2 separate regions of the Homo sapiens genome follow, and region 2 is linked to region 1. A link is a loop called in an ENCODE intact Hi-C map of the cell type or tissue named here. Cell type or tissue: PC-3. All regions are shown on one strand. Links, peaks and the distances in the headings refer to the core of each region. The heading gives the core; the rest is flanking DNA.

Region 1 (10,922 bases), core at 1,743-9,742:
TCTACACATTCAGAGCAAGAAGCTGGGGTTTGTATAAATAGTGACAAAGCAGGCTGCTATGGACTGAATCATGCGTCCCCCCATTCATATGTTGAAGCCTTAACTTCCAATGATGTGATGAGTACTTGATTTGGAGATAGGGATTTTAGGAGATAATTAGTTTTAGATGAAGTTCTGAGGGTGGGTCCCCTATGATGGGATTGGTGCCCTTCACTAATCTAAGAAGAGACACCAGGCACAGCATGGTTGCTCATGTCTGTAATCCCGATACTTTGAAAGGCCAAGGTGGGAGGAACGCTTGAGGTAAGGAGTTTAAGACTAGTCTGGGCAAAATAGTGAGACCACAGTTCTACAAAAATAATGAAAAACAAAACGAAACAAACAAAAGGTTGCCCAGACATGGTGGTTCGCACCTGTAATCCTAGAATTTTGAGAGGCCAAGGTGGGTGAATCACTTGATGCCAAGAACTTGAGACCAGCCTGGCCAACATGATGAAACCCTGTCTCTACTAAAAATATAAGAATTAGTCAGGGGTGGTGATGCACGCCTGTAATCTCAGCTACTAGAGAGGCTGAGGCACAAGAATCACTTGAATCTGGGAGGTGGAGGCTGCAGTGAGCCAAGATCGCAACATTACACTTCAGCCTGGGCATAGAGTGAAACTTTGTTTCAAGTAAAATAAAATAAAATAAGATAAGATAAGATAAAATAAAATATAAAATAAAATAAAATAAAATTGTAGTTGAAGACACACCAGAGAGGTTAGTCTTGCTGTCTCTCCCACTCACCCTCACTCCCACCTCCTCAGCCCCCTACTCCCACACTCCCACCATGTGACAGCATCTATAAGCCAGGAAGAGTGCCCCCACCAAAACCCAACCATGGTGGCATCTTGATCTTGGACCTCTAGCTCCAGAATGGTGAGAAAATAAATTTATGTTGTTTAAGCCACGCAGTATATGTCAGCCTGAGCTGACTAAGACACAGGCAAAGTGTTTTAAATGAAACTTTTGGATGAATTAAACTGTCTCCACTAATAACATTCTTACAATTTTTCTGCAAATGATACGACTCAATTTAACTTTTTTAAGACTCATTTTACTGGATGTTTGGTCACTGAGAAGTCATGAGTTGATTATTTTATTGTATGACATTGCAGGTATAACCTATTAAAATAACAAGATGACTCTAAATGACTTTTGATGCGGTTACAAACTCATCAACAGCAAGAAAATAGTGGAAAATTCATATCCCTTCTCTTTTCTTCTGCAAGAAAATCATTGAAATTCAGAGCAATGCCCGGAATCATGATTAACTAAGTTGGATGTGCCATTCTTAGAGTATATAATTTGAAATGCCACACATACTCCACCAAACTACAGCTGTATCTTAATAGAACGTGATAGCAAGCTAAATTGTGTATAAGATTCTGAGGGCTTAGGAGGATCTGATTGGCAGAGAACCAAACAAAGCCATCCTCTGAGTCAGTCAGATGTTCAGATTTCCAGTAAAGGTTCCACAAACAACTACCCAAATGCATTGACAGTCAACTGCCAAAACAACAGCTTCTCTTTTTTTTCCAAAGCAGTACTTGTGTACAATCCATAAACAAACTGTCAAAGATGTTGTACATCTGGACGACACAGTTGCAAAGTTAATTTTGGTTGGAAGAAAACTACATCCCTGGTTTTCATTTGAGTGGAATTTTGATCAGGGAAAGAATTATATTGTGGGCATTTCTAATGTTTCTAAGGACACGTGCAATAGTGCCACAAGCTGCCAAACACAGAGGATTCTGATAAATAAAATTAACCCTTTGAGTGAAGTCTAGGAAACAGTGAAGGCTTCAACTCATGGACTGTTTAGCTTCATGGACCAGCAAGTATCCCGGAGCATTCGACATCACATTATAGACTTGAAAGTTCAAGATTCATATTACAAAAATAACTTTCTTCTTATGTATGTATGTTTTCTAAAAATTAGATAGGTGTCTACTAAGTGGATGATGCTACCTAGTGCATGAGAAATACTGAGTAGTTTCTCTTGCCTTACAGGATTGTGGTAAGTTTTGTACTCTTAGAAGGAGTAACCACCATTATCAAAATAGTCAAAGTCCTCTAGCACCTTTGCTGATGCAGAGCACTTAGGGCATTAAACCTCTCTAATATTTCTTTCATTCCTGATATTATTGAGATTCATCTAAATCCAGTGTCTCCAGGAAATGACAGAGAGTCAAACATCTCTTCCCATCTGAGTCCTTTTCAAAATAAAAAAAAAAAATAACCATGTGCATAATGACAGGACTCACTGAAGAGTAATTATAAGTGTGGAGAAAGAAAAAAGTGAATAACTTTCATGATATTGCACAACTGAACCCATATAAAAGCCAGATTCTTTCCACCATGTTCTTAATCTTTCCCACTTCTCCCCTGAGTAGGTTATGGTCAACTGCATAATACAGCTGCCTTCTATTCTGTTGTTGCAATGGGCTCTTGATAGTTTCCATCTGCAGTCTGGACCACCTCTGAAGTCTACTCAGTTCAGATTACCACCGAACAAAGTGTCTGAGGTTCTTTCAACACTCAACTATCAGGTTCACCCAAGAATATCTGTCCTAGCAGCCTTCATCACCATTCTAAAAGAAGTGGCCTTCCACTTCCATACAGTTGAGTAAAATATTTATATAACCTGGGCTCAAGATCCTGACTTAAAATATGAGTAAAGTCAACAACAAAAAAAAGGTTATAAATGGATGAATTGGAGAAACTATTTATTTTTACAAGGATTGAAAACTTGGCCAAAGAATCACCACAATTATCCTAAATAATAATAACTCCTAGTATAATCACTGTATACAACTTGTTTAATAAATTTTACCTGCAACTGTATATGCAAGCAAAAATATCACCTTTTATGTCAGTATTTCATACTTTTCAAGTGTATTAACTCATATTTTCTTAATAACAATTTTATAACCAATTTAGAGCAAGAATGGTGTCAATTTTATAGCTGAAGATTCTGAGAGAAATTAGAAGACTAGTCTAAGATCATATTGATTGGGAATTAAAATAAAAAGTCAGGTTTTAATTTCAAGATCTCTGTGTTTTCTACTATACAGTGTCTACTTCTGAACCTTTATACTTAATAAAAATATTTAGGGGAATTAACACATGACAGCCGTTGCTATTTAAGGTTTAATGATTAGGGATCCTAAGTATTAAGGATTATGAATATTAACTCATGATCAACATTATAGTCCATCCATGACTTTATATATTTTTCAATGTCATCATAAATGGCTGTCTGTTGACCTCAACACTTCTTAATTACACCTTAAGCACAAGGACAGGCTCCATCTGTATCTAGGAAATATGAAGCCCTATATATTTTCTAGTGAGCAGGGAAGCAAAATTTGCTATTAATCTCATATTCACCTGTGACTTACTTCTAATAACTGTGCTTCTGTGTTGATCTTCTTAAAAAGCTACTCTCTTAAACCTTTGTTCTGGTATCTCTTTCCTCTTGCCCCAGTTCTTATCTTGTTTTAATGCCAGGCACTTTAGTTCCTTTAGTTTGAGGGATTTTTCTTGTCCTAATAGTCCCTGTATCTTCAAACAGTACTCATCACCCTTGCACAAGCATTCTCAGCCTTGGAGGGAGATGTCCTTCATGCCAATGTTAGTCTCCCTGCTGGGCTCAGGAGGGCTGCCTGGTGAAGATACCATAGACGTGGAGTCCAATCGTGATGGGTTTAGTCATTCATTCCTCACTTTCATCCACTAGCTTTAATCTCTACTACAAATCCATCAGGTAGGTATTAAATTCCCATGTACAAATTATGAAACCAATACAAGTCATTTGGCCTCCAGAAGTCTCAGTTTCATAATTTTTAAAATGCCACTACCATTATTACTTAACCAGGGACTCTGTAATATTGACTAGAGATTGAACTGCCCTCGATCACTGCCTTTCAGGCTTTGTGGATTCTCTATAGATCCTAGAGCATGTGTCAAGGATCCCAGATCCCTTTCTTCCTGGTTAGCTATACTTTATGGCAATCTGGGCTTCCAAATGTCTCCAGGACAAGTATAAACTGACAGAGCAAAGTATAGCAGTTTAGATGAGCACCTTCTTCACATAAGTTTAAAACAGCAAACACACATTATGTACTATGCAATTTAAAACAATTATTCACTTTAGTTCACTTCAAATTTCCCTATGTTATTATTCCCCTTTGTACTTGCAACAGTCCCATGTTCACTTTACCTTGTTTTGTTTTCCCTCACAATGCATATTCGTCATTGCTCTCTGGCATTATGTTGTAGATTGATTTGCTTATTGTCAGGGCCCCTTTCATGAACAAAGACTCCCCTTATGAAAAGAAGGTTTTCTGTTTTGTTTACCTCTTTTTCTCCATACACATAGAGGATTATGGGGCATCCATAGTTTTTCAATAATATCTGTTAAGGAAGAAGGGAGTGAAGGAAGAAAGGAAGGGAGTGAAGGAAGAAAGGAAAGAAGGAAGTAGGAAGTGAAGGGAGAAAAGAAGGAAGGAAGGAACGAAAGAAGGAAGGAGCAGAGGGAGGGAGAAAGGGGCATGTTTGGGTTAAGTTTGGGAAAGATAAAAGTTTTAATTTTGATAATGATATCTAAGACTTACTGAGTACTTATATGTGCTAGTAAGAAATTGATATATACTAATTAATCTAATAGTGCAAATACATGTTAAGAGATAGGTAAGATTGGGAAACTGAAACACAAAGAGGTTCAGTTACCAGTTGATGGTCACACAGTTCATAATTTAGTTGAGTTAACATACAAACCCAGGAAATTTAACTTCACGTCTCATACCCTTAATCTCCATGACGTATTGCTTCTTGCCAGTAGTAACTGATTCACTGAATAAAAAATGAGACTGATCATCTATACCTATTCAACAAAGTAACCCGATGAAGCAACTCCAAGAATGTTATTAGCAACTATTACTGAATTCCATAAACTCAAAAAATCCTCCTTGTTTAGGCAACTTTACTGTGAACACTTGAAATAAGAAGACTTGGAGAGCAAGAGACAGAGAGTGAGAAGGACGAGTCTGGATTACACATTTCTTATCCAGACCCAGTATAGATTAATAAATCACAAACCATTGAATTCATAAGACATCCTCATGCAACTCCAAGGGTATTTCAAGGAACCTTCCCATCTGGAATCTGTGCTGATTCTTTTCATATTGTATTTCCCTAAGGATGACTCACAGGAAATTGAGGTTTCAGAAATATGTTGTGTTTTTTTATGGCACTTCTCTACCTTCACCAAAAAGTTTTAAAGATAAGCGACTTTGTGGTTATGTTTTTTTCTCACTGAGTTTAAATAAAAAAACACTTTTTCAATTTTTTTTACAGCTTCTCTAATTGTAATGATGTTTATACCTACACGATGATGATGATGATGGCAGTGATGATGATCCTCTTGATTGTGGTATAAATATTCCAGTAAGTGAGGGTAAAAAGAGGGTGGAAAAAACCCTCAATAAGAGATATAATTGCAGTCAAAAAACAGTTGTTGGGCTTAAGTATTACATATATGGAGCTATGCTATATATTGTGAGAGTATGAAAAATATATGGCATCACCCTGTCTCACAGAGTACACAGTGTTGGAGTCAAAGGTAGACCAGATGTCTCCAGCATGAGATGAGGGCAGTAGGTATAAAACAGGTATCAGGTACAATGACCACACATTCACTGGGAAATGATTGATTTCAACTGGAGGATCACTCAAGCTTTTGGGAAAGGGTGACATTTGAAATAGGTCCTGAGAGATTGTATAGACTTTCTTTAAAAAACACCATGAGGAGTAAAGAGGAAATTTGCAAAAGGTGCCAGTATTAATGGAAGGAGTGGCTTCCCTCCCTCTATTTTTTCCTTTCTTCCTTCTTTCTTTCATTCCAATGCCTTATATACTCTTAAATGTTTAATGGGCCAGTACAGAAGTTCATGAATCTCTTTTCAGTGCCTAGAGTGATGTAATGTTCAATAAATATTATTATTTTATTTTTAGTTGACAAATAATAGTTGCATATATGTATGAGGTACACAGTGATGTCTTGATACATATATAGTGATTAGATCAGGATAATTAGCAAATCCATCATCTCAAATACTTATTTCCTTGTGTTAGGAACATTAAATATTCTCTTTCTAGCTATTTGAAACTATATATTATTGTTAACTAGAGTCATCCCATAGAGGTACAGAATAATAGAAATAATCCCTCCTATATAGCTGTAATTTTTTTCTTTGAGACAGAATTTTACTCTTGTTGCCCAGGCTGGAGTGCAATAGCACAAGCTTGGCTCAGCACAACCTCTGCCTCCCGGGTTCAAGTGATTCTCCTGCCTCAGCCTCCTGAGTGGCTGGGATTACAGGCATGCGTCACCATGCCTGGCTAATTTTGTATTTTTAGTGGAGACGGGGTTTCTCCATGTTGGTCAGGTTGGTCTCAAACTCCCCACCTCAGATGATCGGTCCACCTCGGCCTACTGAAGTGCTGGGATTACAGGCGTGAGCCACCACGCCCAGCCATAATTTTTATTCTTTAACAGATCTTCCCATATCCCTCCTTTCTCAGCCTCTAGCATCCTCTGTTCAACTTTTTACTGCTATGATATTAGCTTTTCTTAGCTTCCACATGAGAGTGAGAATATTCAGTGTTTATCTTTCTATCCCTGGCTTATTTCACTTACCATAATGTCTTCCAATTCCATTCATGTTACTGTCAATGACAGGATTTTTTTTCTTTTTTATGGCTGAATAGTATTCCATGGTGTGTGTGTGTGTGTGTGTGTGTGTGTGTGTGTGTGTGTGTATATATATATATATATATATGCCACATTTTCTTCATCCACTTATCTGCTGTTGGACACCTAGATTTGTTCCGTATCTTGGCTATTGTAAATAGTGCTGCAATAAACATGGGGGTGCAAATGTCTCTCCAATATAATTATTTTCTCTTCTCTCAATAAATATTATTGAAAAAAAAGGTTATCATGTGTACGAATGGGCACCCAGATAAACAATTCTAATTTGCAAATTAAAGCAAAACTTTCATCTATCTAATTTATTATTTTGAAGTAAAAAAAATTATGAAGATCTATATGAACCACCCATTATGTAATTGCAAGAGAGAGAAAAGAATGAATAAGAATTCAGGCTCTGAGCTATCTGGAACAGGAACCATATCTTTACTCATTCAATAGATATTTTGTTTAGTACTTACAATATGCCATCTTCTGTATTAAGTATTATGTACAACAATGAATGATATGGTCTTTGCCAATGCTGTGCATGCATTTAATGGGAAAGAAAGATAGGTGATATAGGTGTATGATGCTAATGATTATTAGATAATGTCTACTGTGTCTATTTCCAGGCACTATATTAGGCACTACAAACACACCGTTTATTTGGTCACCCATCCTCTACGGAAGGTATTATCTCCATTTGACACATAGGATTTAAAGCTTAGATAAGTCACACAACTTGTCCAAGGTCACACAGATATTTTACTTTTTTTTTTTTTTTGAGACAGAGCCTTGCTCTGTTGCCCAGGCTGGGGTGTAGTGGCGTGGTCTTGGCTCACTGCAATCTCCATCTCCCAGGCTCAAGCAATTCTCATGCCTCAGCTTCCCCAGTAGCTGGGATTACAGGTGTGCACCATCATGCCTGGATAATTTTTTGTATTTTTTGTAGAGACGGGGTTTTGCCATGTTGGCCAGGCTGGTCCTGAATGCCTGACCTCAAGCAATCCGCCCCCACCCCAGTCTCCCAAAGTGTTGGGATTCCAGGCATGAGCCACTGTGCCCAGCCAACACAGCTATTTTAAGTGATAGAGTTGGGATTAAACCTTTCAGATTCTGAAATCTATGCTCTTAGCTGTTCATTCTACAGTTATAGGCGTTGGAAATAGTCATTTCTTAGATTGTTGCCTATGTTGAATCTTAAGGAATAATTACAAACGTATATGGAAGGAAAGGAGTGGAATGGATGTTGGAGGCAAGAAAACAAGTATTTCATGAAGACTAGGGCACATGGTGTGTTGGAAGAAAGGTGTCGGAGATATGGTTAGAAATACAGAAATGAGATGGCTTATAAGAAGCACTGGATACTTAGGCTCAGGCAGTGGCTCACCACCCTGGCAAAACAATAGAATCAACTGGGGAATGTTTAAAAAATGTAAGAGGCTGGGCACCTGTCCAGACCAGTTAAAATGAAGTCTCTAAGGGTAGGGTTCAGGCATCTGCATTTTTAAAAGTTTTCCTGGTGTAATTCTAGCACGGTGTTGGGTGAAAAGCACTGGGCTGAAGTGATGGGAACCATTGAGGGAGTTTAGGCCGAGAAGTGTGGCAGATGGAAAGGAGAGGCCCAGAGTAGAGGCCGGGAAGTCATTGAGAAGGAAGCGCATCAGTGATGGCGAGGGGCTAAGGAGAGTTAGGAGCAAAAGGGAAGGAATTAAAGGGGGAGATGTAAGAGATAATTAGGGAGTGGAATACACAGGTTTGATATCCACTTGGATGGGTGGGCTGGATAAGATGAGGAAGTAATAGTGACTCTTCCATTTCCAGTTTGGGTGACTGCATGGAAGTTAATCTCTTTTATTGAAAGGGCAGATACAGGAGGAAGGGCAGGTTTGCGGAAAAAATGATGAAGCGAAAATTCTGTGAATTAGACTAAGATGGAACTCTCAGAGGAGTTGCAGAAGAGCCAGGGAGAGTGACACTCCAACAGCTAGGAGAACAGGAGCAAATTGTCAACACTGTCAAACATCTCTGGAACAAGGGACGACATGATTTTATTGAACATATTTAAAACAAAATACCATCCCATGATGTAGTTTTTCTTCCTCTGTCTATCTTCTAAGAAGATTCCTGCTCGGGATGTATAAACAAATGGGGATAAGTGCATAACTGGAAGAGGCCTGTGCCATTTATGAAGTCATTGTCCCCAGCTCCAAACTGACCCTCTATGCTCTGCTTTTTGATGCTAGGGCAGAATTCCAGAAACCACATTTCTGCTTTGTTAGGCTCTGCCAGTGAGGGGCACTAGTGAGAGACTGCAAGGCTGGAGAAGGAACAAGCAACAGTCTTGGCTGTATTCTCCCTGAGGGCTGTGACTACTAGCAGCACTTCAGAGTTTGTTGTTGTTGTTGTTGTTGTTGTTGTTGTTGTTGTTGTTGTTGTTTTGACTCCATAGTACACCAGTTTGCTTGTTTGTTTCAACGCAGCAGGTGAAACCCGTTCGTAGTTTTTCCCGCACTTGCAGATCAGCTCCATTATGTTCTCTGCCTGAAAACACCAGCACCAACTGTCTGCTGACCCCTTTTCCGTAGACAAAGGTCTCAAGTCTACAGGGCCTTTTCTCCAAGCTCCAATGCACCAGCACTAGCTGAACAAGCACCTTCTCATCAAATGGCTTAATTTCTGCAACAGAGAGCCCCTAGCTAAGGTTCTAAAGATTAATAATTGCAAACTCTCCCGTTTGTTCCCTCAGCCCTAGGGGTGGTAGCTACTTTCTGCAGTTTATATCTTTAAAAAAAAAAATGCTTTCTTTTATCTGTTTAAGAACTTTGTAAATAGTTAACAGTTCTTTACATTAAATTTTCTGGGTTCAAATAGCCAGTACTGTGTCTGTCTCCTGAATGGGCCCTTCCTTACACAGTAATTGGTTCCATAACCAGAAATTTATTTTAGGAAACAAATCCTTAAAGTTATGTTGGATTAATATGGTCATGTCCTTAGATTGAACGCAATATCAAGATCCTTGCCAATGGTAAATGAGGTGCTAATCACTAATTGCATGTAGATGCACTACACTTAATCACATCACCACCTGTGGTTGATTGTGATGAAGTGTCTACTGAAGCAAGAACCTTGGGAACCCAAGTGACTATTTCATTTGACTCTTACTGGAGTAAGGATGCCTATGTGGACTGTGGTATGGGATGGATTCTTATGAGCATCTACTTATTCAATCCCCATGCCAACCCTAGGAGGAAGCATGATCACAGCTTAAATAAGGTCATATCATGGCTTGATCTTCCTATCATGATGCATCCTCATTAGCTTTTTGCTGTCAAGTGCACAAGAGTGGTTAGAAGATGGAAACTATAAACATAGGTCTTTAAACTCTCAATTCAAGTCATGGTCAGAGAACCACAAACTTTTCATGACAACCCTAAATAAGTCTCATTTTTCTGCAGCCATGTGACCAATATTTTAAGAAGCTATACTTAAAATACTGTGAAGTTTGCAGAATTACAATACGTATTGAATTCATAGCCTTACAAAGTCTCTCACAAGAAAGTGAAAGCATTGATAAGGAAGAAATGGGACTCAGAAACTTGAAATGGACAAATTAATTCATACTCAGATGAGGCTGAGAATCTTAGATTCAAGTCACTCTGAGCCCCCCTGTAAATACATGCCAATTGCTTACCTGAACAGGCTGAGAATTCCTAATCTGAACATCCAAAATCTGAAATATTCCAAAATATAAAATTTTGTGCATGCCAACATAACCTACAAGTGGAAAATTCCACACATAAGTACTTAACACAAACTTTGTTTCATGCACAAAATTATTGTAAAATATTATATGAAGTTACCTTCAGGCTACGTGTATAATATTTATATAAAACATGAGTTTCATGTTTAGACTTGGATTCCATCCCCAAGATACTTCGTTATATGTATGCAAATATTCCAAATCCCCAAATTTGAAACACTTCTGGTCCCAAGCTTTTCAGATAAGGGATACTCAGCCTGTAGCTGAAAAGACAAGCTTTCCCTTGCCTGAAAACTCTGCAACCATCTGTCTAGGAACTGGACTGTTGTCTTGCAAGTGAATGCTCATTTTATGTAAGAT
Region 2 (10,922 bases), core at 912-8,911, 85 kb after region 1:
AGTCTCTCGGGAGATAAGTCCTGTGTATTCGTGTTTGACTATCTCCACAGAAAGATCTAGTGGCAGAGAAGAACAAATTGACAGGGAAGCCCCATGAGAAGCTTTTGTTCTGAATTAGCTAAGAAATTATTGTGTCTGAGATAGGGCAGAGATGGCAAGAAGAGTCATTTTACAGGCCGAATCATCAAGGATTCATGGCCAATTACTTGGTGGGATAAGTGAGAGGAAGAGCTCTCTGGTGACCAAAGACCAAAGATATTGTAACTGAATAGGGGAAGAAAGAGTGACTTTAAAAAAAAAAAAAGTAATTAAAACTGAGAACTGACAGGTTCGAAGTGCTTGAGGTAATAACCAACAAGATCCTTACATGCAAATCTAACACTTAATAGAACAGGGCAGAAGATAAGGATTTTAGGACCAACAGCATAGAGACTGGAGGTGCTTAAACAGAGCATGGATTTGCCCAATTCACAAAAATTCAGCCAGTAAATTGCAAGTATATCAAAGATCAAGTATAAAATACTGAGTATAACATTATTGTAGAGAAATTAAATTTTGCTAATAAGTTGCAGGTATATATTAAAAATCAAGTATAAATTGCAAGTATATATTAAAATCAAGTATAAAATACTGAGTATAACATTATTGTAGAGAAATTTAATTTTGCTAATAAATTGCAGGTATATATTAAAAATCAAGTATGCATTGCAAGTATATATTAAATCAAGTATAAAATACTGAGTATAACATTATTGTAGAGAAATTAAATTTTAAGTTGCTCATAATGACATTTTCAAATAATAAAGGGTCAATAAAAAGCATTTTTCTGTCAGGTAAATAATTTGAATAGGCATCGTTCAGCTTTCTTTTGGGACAAAAATAATTTTAGAACACATTTTACAAAGTGAATAATATTACTTTCAAATATTATAAAATTTTTACTTTTTGCAACATTAAAAGCTTATTTCTGGGAATAATTATAAATGCATCTCGTGATGGTTAAGAGTTGGCCCATGGAGGATACGGCTCTAAAACTTCACAGAACTGACTTAAGAAATATGTGTGTAAACCTGTTACATGATAGTCTCACCAGTGAATTTCATTTTTTCAAATGTTTCCATTTCAATGAAACCAAAATGACATTTTTTCCCAAGTACTTTCCCTTTCAAAACCAGAAAAAATCTTCATCCAAATATTTGTGACTCATTTAACACATAAGTTCACCAAGATGTTGACTTTAGAAGAGTTAGTTCATGCTCAGATTACTTTTTATAAGTCTTCTTTCTTATAAACAGGATGTCACAGTTTGAAAAGAGTAAATTAGCTTAATCACTAAAAGGTCTATATTTGGGTAAAATGTTCAACCCACAAGTTTTAGTGGAGTCTAAGCCCAGGGGAAAAAAATGCTTTTCCTTTTTAAATTGCCACTCTCAAGATGAAATACTGGCAGTCAGATGATCTAGGAAAAACGAATACTATATATAAGAAATATTGTCAAACAACTCCCAAATCCTACTCACTTGCTGATATCTAAGATTCATGAATTAATTTTCACATTAATCAATTCACTTCATCTAAGAATCTTATCCAAATTAACATATCTGTGATGTCAGGATAACTTGCTAAGAAAAAATGTTTTATTTTTAAATTAGGAATAAATTAGGAAATACCTTTTAAAAAACTTCTTGACTTTTACAAGCATTAATTTCAGTCTAGCTATGTTGAGGAAACCTACCTATTTGTCTCTGGCTTACTAAGAATCGAGTGTAATTTCTATTATTGACTTCTTGTTATTGACAGGGCCACTGCCCCTGTCTCCCACGCTCTGTTTTTTCTCTTTCCACAGACTTCTGAGATGCAGCCTACAAGATGCTACAGCCCACTCTCCCCTCCTAGGTTCCCCACCGACCTGGCAGAAATATTCACTCCACTGCTCTTTTTTCTTTACTACCACTAAAATCATGCACATAAATCCTTTCCATTTTAAGAGCTTTCTGGCTAATCATAATAGGACAGTAAACAGATGGTAATAAAAATAACAAAAAAGTGTGGAGGTATAAAGGTTTTGGGAATCTTATAAACTTTTCCAAGTAGTTAAAATAAGTCTACTCATCCTGACATTCTTATATGACATGTGACAGCTTCTTTTAGATGGTGTAATCTCTCTCCGGATCTCTTGCCCTTATTGCTTGTGTAAGGAACTCAGTCAGAGCCTAATCCAATCTAGTAGATTAAACTACAAAAAATATAGCTCAGGAAAGTTCAGGCTGGTATTATTGCTAGGAAACCATTATCTCCACAAAGCAGGTTTCCTAAACATTTGCTGGAAACAGTCCCTCTACCCAGCATTAAGAAAGCCCTATTCTAGCTGGCTCCAAAGAATCATTGATTAGGCAACAGAACAACCCATGAGGCCGTGGCAGACACCTTTTAAAAGGCATTTTTTTTTTTTTTTGAGATGCAGCCTCACTCTGTCACCCAGGCAAGAGTGCAGTGGTGCATTTCGGCTCACTGCAACTTCCACCTCCCGTATTCAAGCGATTCTCCTGCCTCAGCTTCCCGAGAAGCTGGGAATACAGGCACCTGCCACCACGCCTGACGAATTTTTGTATTTTTAGTAGAGACAGGGTTTCACCACGCTGGCAAGGCTGGTCTTGAACTCCTAACCTCAAGTGATCTGCATGCCTTGGCCTCCCAAAGTACTAGGATTACAGGCATGAGCCACCATGCCTGGCCCCTAGAAGACTTAAAAAAAAAAAAAGAAAGAAAGAAAAATTGGCTCTGTAAACCCTGCCTAACCCAGTTAATATGCTCATTTCCACTGATTTACAGAATATTCAAAATCAGATTGGAAGAGTGGGATGAGAAGGAAGACTTACTGATTACCTCCATGAACGAAATCATTCCATCCTAACACCCTGTGGGTAGGTGTTGAGGGGAGTTGCATTCTCACGCTTCACACTTCCATTGACTTAGGGCAGGGCTGTTAGTTAAGACCATGCGGCCATAGAACTAAGTCACATTGCCAGCTTCCTTTTGCAGCAATAAAGCTGATGATCCAATTGCCATCACTCTCATGGTCTCTTTGGAACTCAGGAATGAAAGACCAGTTTGTATGGGCTCCTTGAAATCCCAACAGTAAGTATCCCACTTTAAAATGGAGATATCACAATCTCAGTAGAGAAAATAACATATGTCAGGCCACCCAAGAAAGGGGTAGCAGAGCTAGAGTTTAACACAGGTGTCTGAATAGCTCCAAAACACAGGCTCCTTCATTGAACCCAGTGGTCCACGTCACCTATGATGTCACCTACTGTCCTTCTTATCATTTATCCACCAACCTATTTTGCTCATACTGCCTGGGAGGTACTTAGCTAAGGCAGGAAATACCAAATTGCACAAGGCATGCCTCTTCTCCTCAAGGTTCTCACCTAGAAACCACGTGGGTCTGAGGACAAGCATCATTCCACCAAGAGCCTCCTTACCTTGCTCTGTCCTCTCTCCAGCGTTCCCAGCCATCGGCCCTCTTCGATGCTAAAGAACTTGGGCATACAACATCCCCTCTTAGTTAAATATAATTTTCTTTTTCTGTGAATTTTTTTCTGAATAACAAAATATTTAGGAAGGAAGAAAAAAGATATATCCTGGTTTTAAAGGATAACCTAGCCACTCCGGACTAAGGTTATCAGTTCCATACATCTCTTCTGATTTTCTAAAATGGCATATCTGTTACAGAATATAAACATAGATATATAACTCCATTTTAAAGAAAGTAGGGATCATTCCTTTAAATCAGCCTATAAGTATTTTAGCTTAAATATCAAACATGGATTTTAATTTTGGGGGGTTTACTTGACTTTACTTTTATTAATTAAAGCTATCCTGTCTTAATATGAAGGAGGGAAAATCTTAATTTCTGTTTTAGTATATCTTATTGTGTTATTAAGTAATTTTACTGAATAAGGTGTTTCTCACTGCTTCAAGGACTGAGAACCCCTTTTAATGATGTTATAAATTCTATTTTCTTTATAACAAATGGAAATATGACTTCAGTATTAAACAACAGCTTACCTACTAAACTAAACTTTTCATATGCCATTGAGTCGGAAAACCAGAATGCCAAAAAAGGTGTCATTTGAACTTATATTTGGGGATTTTAAATTTTAGCATTCAAGAAGTTGTCCGTGTCCCTGTAGGTACTTGTTCTTAAATTGGGAAAACTGCCATGAGAACAGCAGTCTCATGATCATAAAGAAAGAAAAATCAACACATGATGTCACTCACTCATCCTTTATAAAGATGGAACAGTATATAGATGTACCCAATTGTTATTCTTAGAAATTGTCTTTAAATCTCAATCTAGAACAATTTGGAATATTTTTCACGGAATGTAGTACAATTTACTTCCTGCCTCACAAAGCCGTAATTATCAATCACTGAATGCTTTTCTCCTCAATTTTTTCTCCACATGTTTTTACAATACTTCTATATATCCATTCAGAACCCTAAAAGTTAAGTAACTTTTTGGTTTGTCCACAGTCCCTAAGACTTCTGAACCATTTGGGTCAAATCCCACTTATTAAATCATGCAGATGGCCATTATTTCTGTTGTGAGTTCTCCGAGAGTCACAAGTTAAATCAGGGAGTGACTAAACCCTCTACAGAATTTTCCTGTATTATAAAACAGAGCAAATAGCAGGAAGAGAAAAAGATTCCCTACTTAGTTGTTGCTCCTGGATTTCATACATTCTGTCTTACAGGAACAGGAACTAGAGCAATTATTCTCACTAAGTGCTAAGCACAGTATCTAATATACAATATGTGTCCATTAAACACCTAACCAAACAAATGACCAATGAATATAAAACATCTCCCTAGCAGTCACACAAACCCTCCTTTTCCAAACAAAGCAATTTTTCTGAGCCATTGTGATGGTGGTAATGACTGCTCTTCAACAGATCTCACTCTTTATCAGGTACTTTCCTTGTTATCTGTTAAATTCCTGGCAAATTTCTACTCAGTTATCAGCTCAACAATAGCAATTTTAATACCTGGCCTTTGACATGGTTGCAAAACTCTTAGTCAACACAAGGTGCTGTTTTCTAGAGGGTCTCTACTTGAACTAACTGCTTGGGGGTTAGGGGAGAAACATGCCATGGTTTTTTAAAGAGATTTATGTTTTCATAATAAAATTCTCTTAAATTGAGCAAGCTCTGAGCACTCCACTGAATGAGTCATAATTTCAGTTATACAGGAAAGCAAATAGTTTGCTTACTAAAAATTACATTTCCAATAATGACTTTGAAAATGTAATTCCAAGAAGACTGAATCCTTAATATGAGACATACAAATGTGTGCTTCCCAAGTAAAAAATGTGATGGCAAATGATTATAACACTGTGAAAAACTATAAAAATGTAGTAAAGGTAAATATGCCAGAAGAGGAAAAATTTTACCTGGGAAAGTCCCAAATTGTATTGTACCTCTATAGGAGGGAGCACAGGGTACTAAGCAGGAAGCCTGACTGACCTGGTAAGCATTCAAAACTACATGTGTGATGAAGAAAATTTCATTATTTAACCAAATATACTCAATTTCACTGATCAGAATTCCATGATGATGTATTTGGATGGTTAAATAAATTCATGCTCAGATGGAATATGTGTTTTCATAATATTAACCATGAGGATTTCTTAGAACATCTGGATTTTTGCCTAGAACTTTTGGATTTTATTAGAAAACTAGGTAATGTGAGGACACTGCTTTGTGAAACTATAAATTCTTCTCTGGTTTTTTCACTCTTTCACATTACCCTTTACAAAATATTAACCTCAGGTTTATGAAAAGGAGTACTATTTTTCTTTCTTTCCTCTTTTTTTTTTTTTTTTTTAAATTTTTGAGACAGGGTCTTGCTCTGTCACCCAGGCTAGAGAGCTGTGGTGCAATCATAGTTCACTGCAACCTCGAATTCCTGTAATTCTGAAAAGGAGTGTTAAGGACTTCACTGGGCAGCTTCTAAACAAGCTGTGGAAATGAATTCACTGGCTTGTATGACCCCTTTAAGGTATAGACCCTAAGGGTTTATATTAAAGGAGCTACCAGCCTTGAAAAGAAATTTTAAATTGTGTTAGGTTGGGTAATTATTTCACTTTTCTCTAATTTTGAAGAAGAATCACTAACACTTTATGTGTTTTTTTTTTAAGTCTTGGACCTTTGTAAAAGAAGACAAGTTGTAAAAAAGCAAGTGTTCATACATTACCGTATAATTAATAAGACTTCTTAGATTTTAATAAAGAAAGAGAAAAGTTGATTTAGCTCTCAGGAAGGCAAGCATGACTTAACTTATCACCTGAGACTTCCAGTCAAATAAAAAATAAAATGACAAAAGTTAGGAAACAGAACGTAGAGAATCAACACTAATTCTCACATACAATTTTGCCATTAACTTTAACTTATCTGTACAAATTTGATTATACATCATTATTGATGCTTTTAAAATCCCAGCAATTTGGGCAGCCAAGGCAGAAAGTTCGCTTGAGCCCAGGAGTTCAAGACCAGCATGGGCAACGAAGGAGATCTCATCTCTACAAAAAATACAGAAAATTAGCTGGGTATGGTGGCATGTGCCTGTGGTCCCAGCAACTTGGGAGGCTGAGGCAAGAGGATTACTTGAGCCCAGAATGTCGAGGCTGCAGTGAGCCACGATCACACCACTGCACTCCAGCCTAGGCTACAGAGTGAGACTCTGTCTCAAAAAATAAAAAGATAAAATAAAATTAAGTAAATAACACTTTGCAAAATAATTTCCTTTCTCTCTTCTCACCCTTTAGGAAGAATTACTCTGCACTTGCCACTCTTAGCAACAGGGGTCTGCTTACTCATATGTCAAATAAAAGTGTCTACAGATTCTGTGGCCTCCCAAGTGCTTTTTAGCCCCAGAACACTGAGCACTGAGAGAGAACAGAAAGTGCCATCGGGAAGGAGCAGATACCAATCACTAAGGTAACCAGTCACTAAAACATGTTCTCTGCATAAATAAATATGAAGTTAAAATTTTCTGGGAGATCTCTTCCTGTAGAGAAAGTACTAAATGCTGAATTCCTATATTCAGTCACATACACAGAGACACCTGAGCACTGCCTATTTATCTGCACCGGTGATCTCTAAATGCTTTTGATTCATCACTCACAGTGATAAATGGCAAAGTATTGCACATTACTTATGAATTAGAAATGTATTATGCTCTACTATATCATAAGTATTACGATATATAAAAATAAAAAGTGAAGAAATAATGAGATTTAGAAATACATAGAAATAGGAGTTTTCATATTTTCTTTTTTTTCAAGATGGGGCCTCGCCCTGTTGCCCAGGATGGAGTGCAGTGGCACCTTCATAGCCCACCGCAGCAAGACCTCCTCCCACCTCAGCCTCCCAAATAGCTAGGACTACAGCTGCATGCCACCATGTACAGCTAATTTTTAAAAATGTTTGTAGAGACAAGAGTCTCACTATGTTGCCCAGGCTGGTCTTGAACTTCTGGCCACAAGTGATCTTCCTGCCTTGGCCTCTCAAGTGCTGCCATTTTGCCACCATACCCAGCCTAATCGTCATGTTCTCTTATCATAGAAAATCTACTTTTCTTGCTCATTCCCTGGGGACAAGCACTATTTCAGAGTTCTGGTCTAAACCACCCCATCATCACTTGTTCTTAAGATGCTTCTAATAATTATACTGATGTTAAGAAATACAGATCTATTACAATCTGCATCCTAAACATTTATAAATCACTTTCCAAAATATACTTCTTTTCCTTTAATAACACCACAGTTTGAAGAATACATTCTTTAAGTTGCCTTCAGAAAAGTTCAATATAACAATGTAGCTGAACCCTGATCCTCCTCAGAGCAGATTTTGCAGGTTTTGCAGATTGACATCAAATATTAAGTGTGCATTATGGAAGGGACGTCTTTGTTTCCTTATGAGATTTATAGCCCAATAGAAAGATGAGGAGGTTCAAGTTAGAGCAATTCCTCTTGCTTTTCCCTGGCAAAATAGCAAAATTAAGCGAGAACACTGTCTTTAGGACATCTAATAGCAAGAGGGAAAGTTCTAAACAGTAAATAATTGATATTTCCCAGATGGGAAACTCACTCAATAGCTAATTTTACAGTCATAAGGTACCCAGAAGCAAAGTCTAATTTTGTGTACTCTATTGGACTATATGAGGCAATTCTTTTCCAAGATCCTTTAAAAAAATTCACAATTTCTGTTTTTCCAAAGACTCTTGCAAAGGGCACACATCTGCTACCCAGCCGTTGCCACATCTGCCCCCCAATCCACATTCTCATTCCAAAAACACTCCCTGGACACAAGGACCTGGAATGTAAAGATTACAGTACTAGAAACAGGGTATCATAGCTTCACAAAGACCAACACAGCCACAAAAATATATAAGTTAAGGAGATAGTGATGAATCAGCAAAAATAGTGTCAATTTATCTTACTCAGCATCTGTCATATTAATCACATCAAATTCTTATGCTAATTATAATTAACGTATATTTCTATAAGTTTGTATTATTTCCTCTGTCAAATAAAAAAAAATTAACAGATTTGAAGATGGGTAACAATATAATAAAAGCTAGTAAAAATAAAGTTGTTTATTTGATTATTCTTATTAGCACACAGCTATCATTCTCCTATTCTCCTATGATACTATGCCATGACTCTGAATTTTTCATCTTCTACAAAATGATAAAGAAAAATATTTTTTTCCTAAGCTGGTTTATACAATGGTCACAAATATAATATTGTTTAGGACTCCACCCACATTCATTTTTATTTATACTTTTTGTATTTTTTTTGGTCTCAGATCATGAGGGCCACATACTGAATTGACACTGTTAGTTGTTTAAAATAACACTGATATGGTTTGGGCTGTGTTCCCACCCAAATCTCATCTTGAATTGTAGTTCCCATAATCCCCACCTGTCATGAAAGGGACCCTATGGGAGGTAATTGAATCATAGGAGTGGTTTCCCCCATGCTATTCTCATGATAGTGAGTAAGTTCTCATGAAATCTGGTGGTTTTATAAGGTTCTCATTCTTCTTCTCCCTGTCACTATGTGAAGAAGGACATGTTTGCTTCCCCTTTTGCTATGATTGTAAGTTTCCTGAGGCCTCCCCAACCATGTTGAACTATGAGTCTATTAAACCTCTTTCCTTTATAAATTACCCAGTCTCAGGTATGTCTTTATTAGCAGCGTGAGAATGGACTAATACAAACACATACAATACGACATCAGGCCTGAAAATATAAAACGTGTCACATAATACCTATATATTCCACAGTTGCCATAAGGCCTTGTTAGTTATATTTAAAAAGTGATAAGACAGCCTAAGATTAATGCATCACAAGTATATTTTTGTTATCATCACTATATCTCACTTTCTCCTGTAATAACAAACTTTCCATTTCTACTTAAGCCAGTTATACACTTTGAATAAGAGGTAGAAAAATGAGTGTTTCAGGACACAAGCTTATCTTATACGGAGTTAGAAATGTCTCAAATTCTCCTTCCCACATTCTACTAATTATGAAACTAAAAGATCTTCAGCAGAGTGATGCACCCTCCTTTCCCAGGGTCCTCATCCAGAGAGGATATACACTGGTACATCTAGACTGTAGATGTCCTCTGTACATCTACAGTGCACAGAGAGGTGTACACTGTATTTTTGACCAAAAGCAAAGCTTTGTTCATAAAAGTGTCCCCATCTTCATGGATATTAGTGGCTTTGTCTGGTTGAACCTTAATTAACAAATCAATAGAAACAGATAAATATTAGCCCTCTCTGAGATCTTACAGAACTTCAGAAAGTATTTTCTGTTCTAAAAATATTTAAGTAAGAAATTTGCGTCAAGGAAGAACAGTAAACAGCCAAAAAGTATAAAACTCTCTTAAAACTAAATTACACTAATGAGAATTTTAATAACACATTCCTACTCTAATTTTTACCATGTTTTTAATACTTCAAACTGAATTTTTTAAGAGAATGGTTTAGATTTATGGTAGCTGGTAAAAATGATCCATAATAGATTAGCACACTTACTTTTACCATTATTGTATTTTACTTAAAATTGGAGTTAGAACAATAGTAATAGTGGGAAATATAATTGCGAAAAAGAGAACTGAACTAATAGGCACATAGGACCTTACAGATACAACAATAAAGCAAATGGCAGTTGAAATAACACATATATCATAGAAGAGGAAAAGTTTTTAAAATTTGAGTAGAAAAACGTAGACACTTTAGGTCTACATGACCTATTTTAGGTTAAGTTAAAAAATGCTGTCCTAAGTTTGAAAATTAAGTGGGTAAATATCTTAGAGAAAAAAATATTTTACGTAGCCAAGAACTTCTTCTGAAGTTTGCAGCTGTTTTTAAAACTAAGGCAGAAAAGAGCCTAAGTAGAAAGGGCAAAGATAAGTTAAACCTGAATTCTTGTGCCACTAAAAATAATAATAATAGATTCATTTTTTTCCCCAAGATGGAAAAAATGATTAATGGCTTTTAGTGTGCTTCAGTCACTTGAAAATAGCAAGATAGTGCATAAAGATCAACCCCGTAAGCTTTAATTCAAGAAGGAAAATGAGAATTCACTGGAATCATGTAGGAAACCCCAGAACCCGGGGAGGAGAACATGGGCAAACAGCCCCCATGACAGCATCTGGCTGATAAAAGTGAGTGAACCCTCAGGATATGAGAGAGGCAGATAGCCTCCCTCTGTGACTCACCTTCCACTGGGATCCAAGCAACCCAGGCCAAGGGAGAAAGCTTGTTTCTCCCAAGCCCTGGAACTAACTTGGGGAGAGCTTGGAAATGCAGTGAGGGAAAGGCACTGGGAAAAGCTGCAGCCAT

What was found. Hi-C counts contacts between places; a loop is a spot of excess contacts. Peaks named below come from ENCODE experiments on the same cell type or tissue, not always from the same donor. Only the 100,000 strongest peaks of a DNase experiment are listed, where the experiment ranks them.
Region 2: it touches region 1 in a loop (3-fold over the local background); 1 of 110 quality-filtered maps calls a loop at or near these places.

What each region holds. Positions count from the first base shown.
Region 1 is chr1:215,268,330-215,279,251 of GRCh38, reverse strand. No RefSeq gene overlaps it. Among named protein-coding and RNA genes, the nearest start is that of KCNK2, 190 kb to the right of the region's middle. In PC-3, for the core only: a CTCF peak has its summit at 9,096; a DNase peak (open chromatin) is centred at 5,221; H3K27ac peaks cover 568 bases.
Region 2 is chr1:215,182,817-215,193,738 of GRCh38, reverse strand. All of the region lies in intron 5 of KCNK2 (potassium two pore domain channel subfamily K member 2), which reads right to left. Among named protein-coding and RNA genes, the nearest start is that of KCNK2, 110 kb to the right of the region's middle. In PC-3, for the core only: no CTCF peak of the experiment used is centred there; a DNase peak (open chromatin) is centred at 1,208; H3K4me3 peaks cover 432 bases; H3K27ac peaks cover 2,193 bases.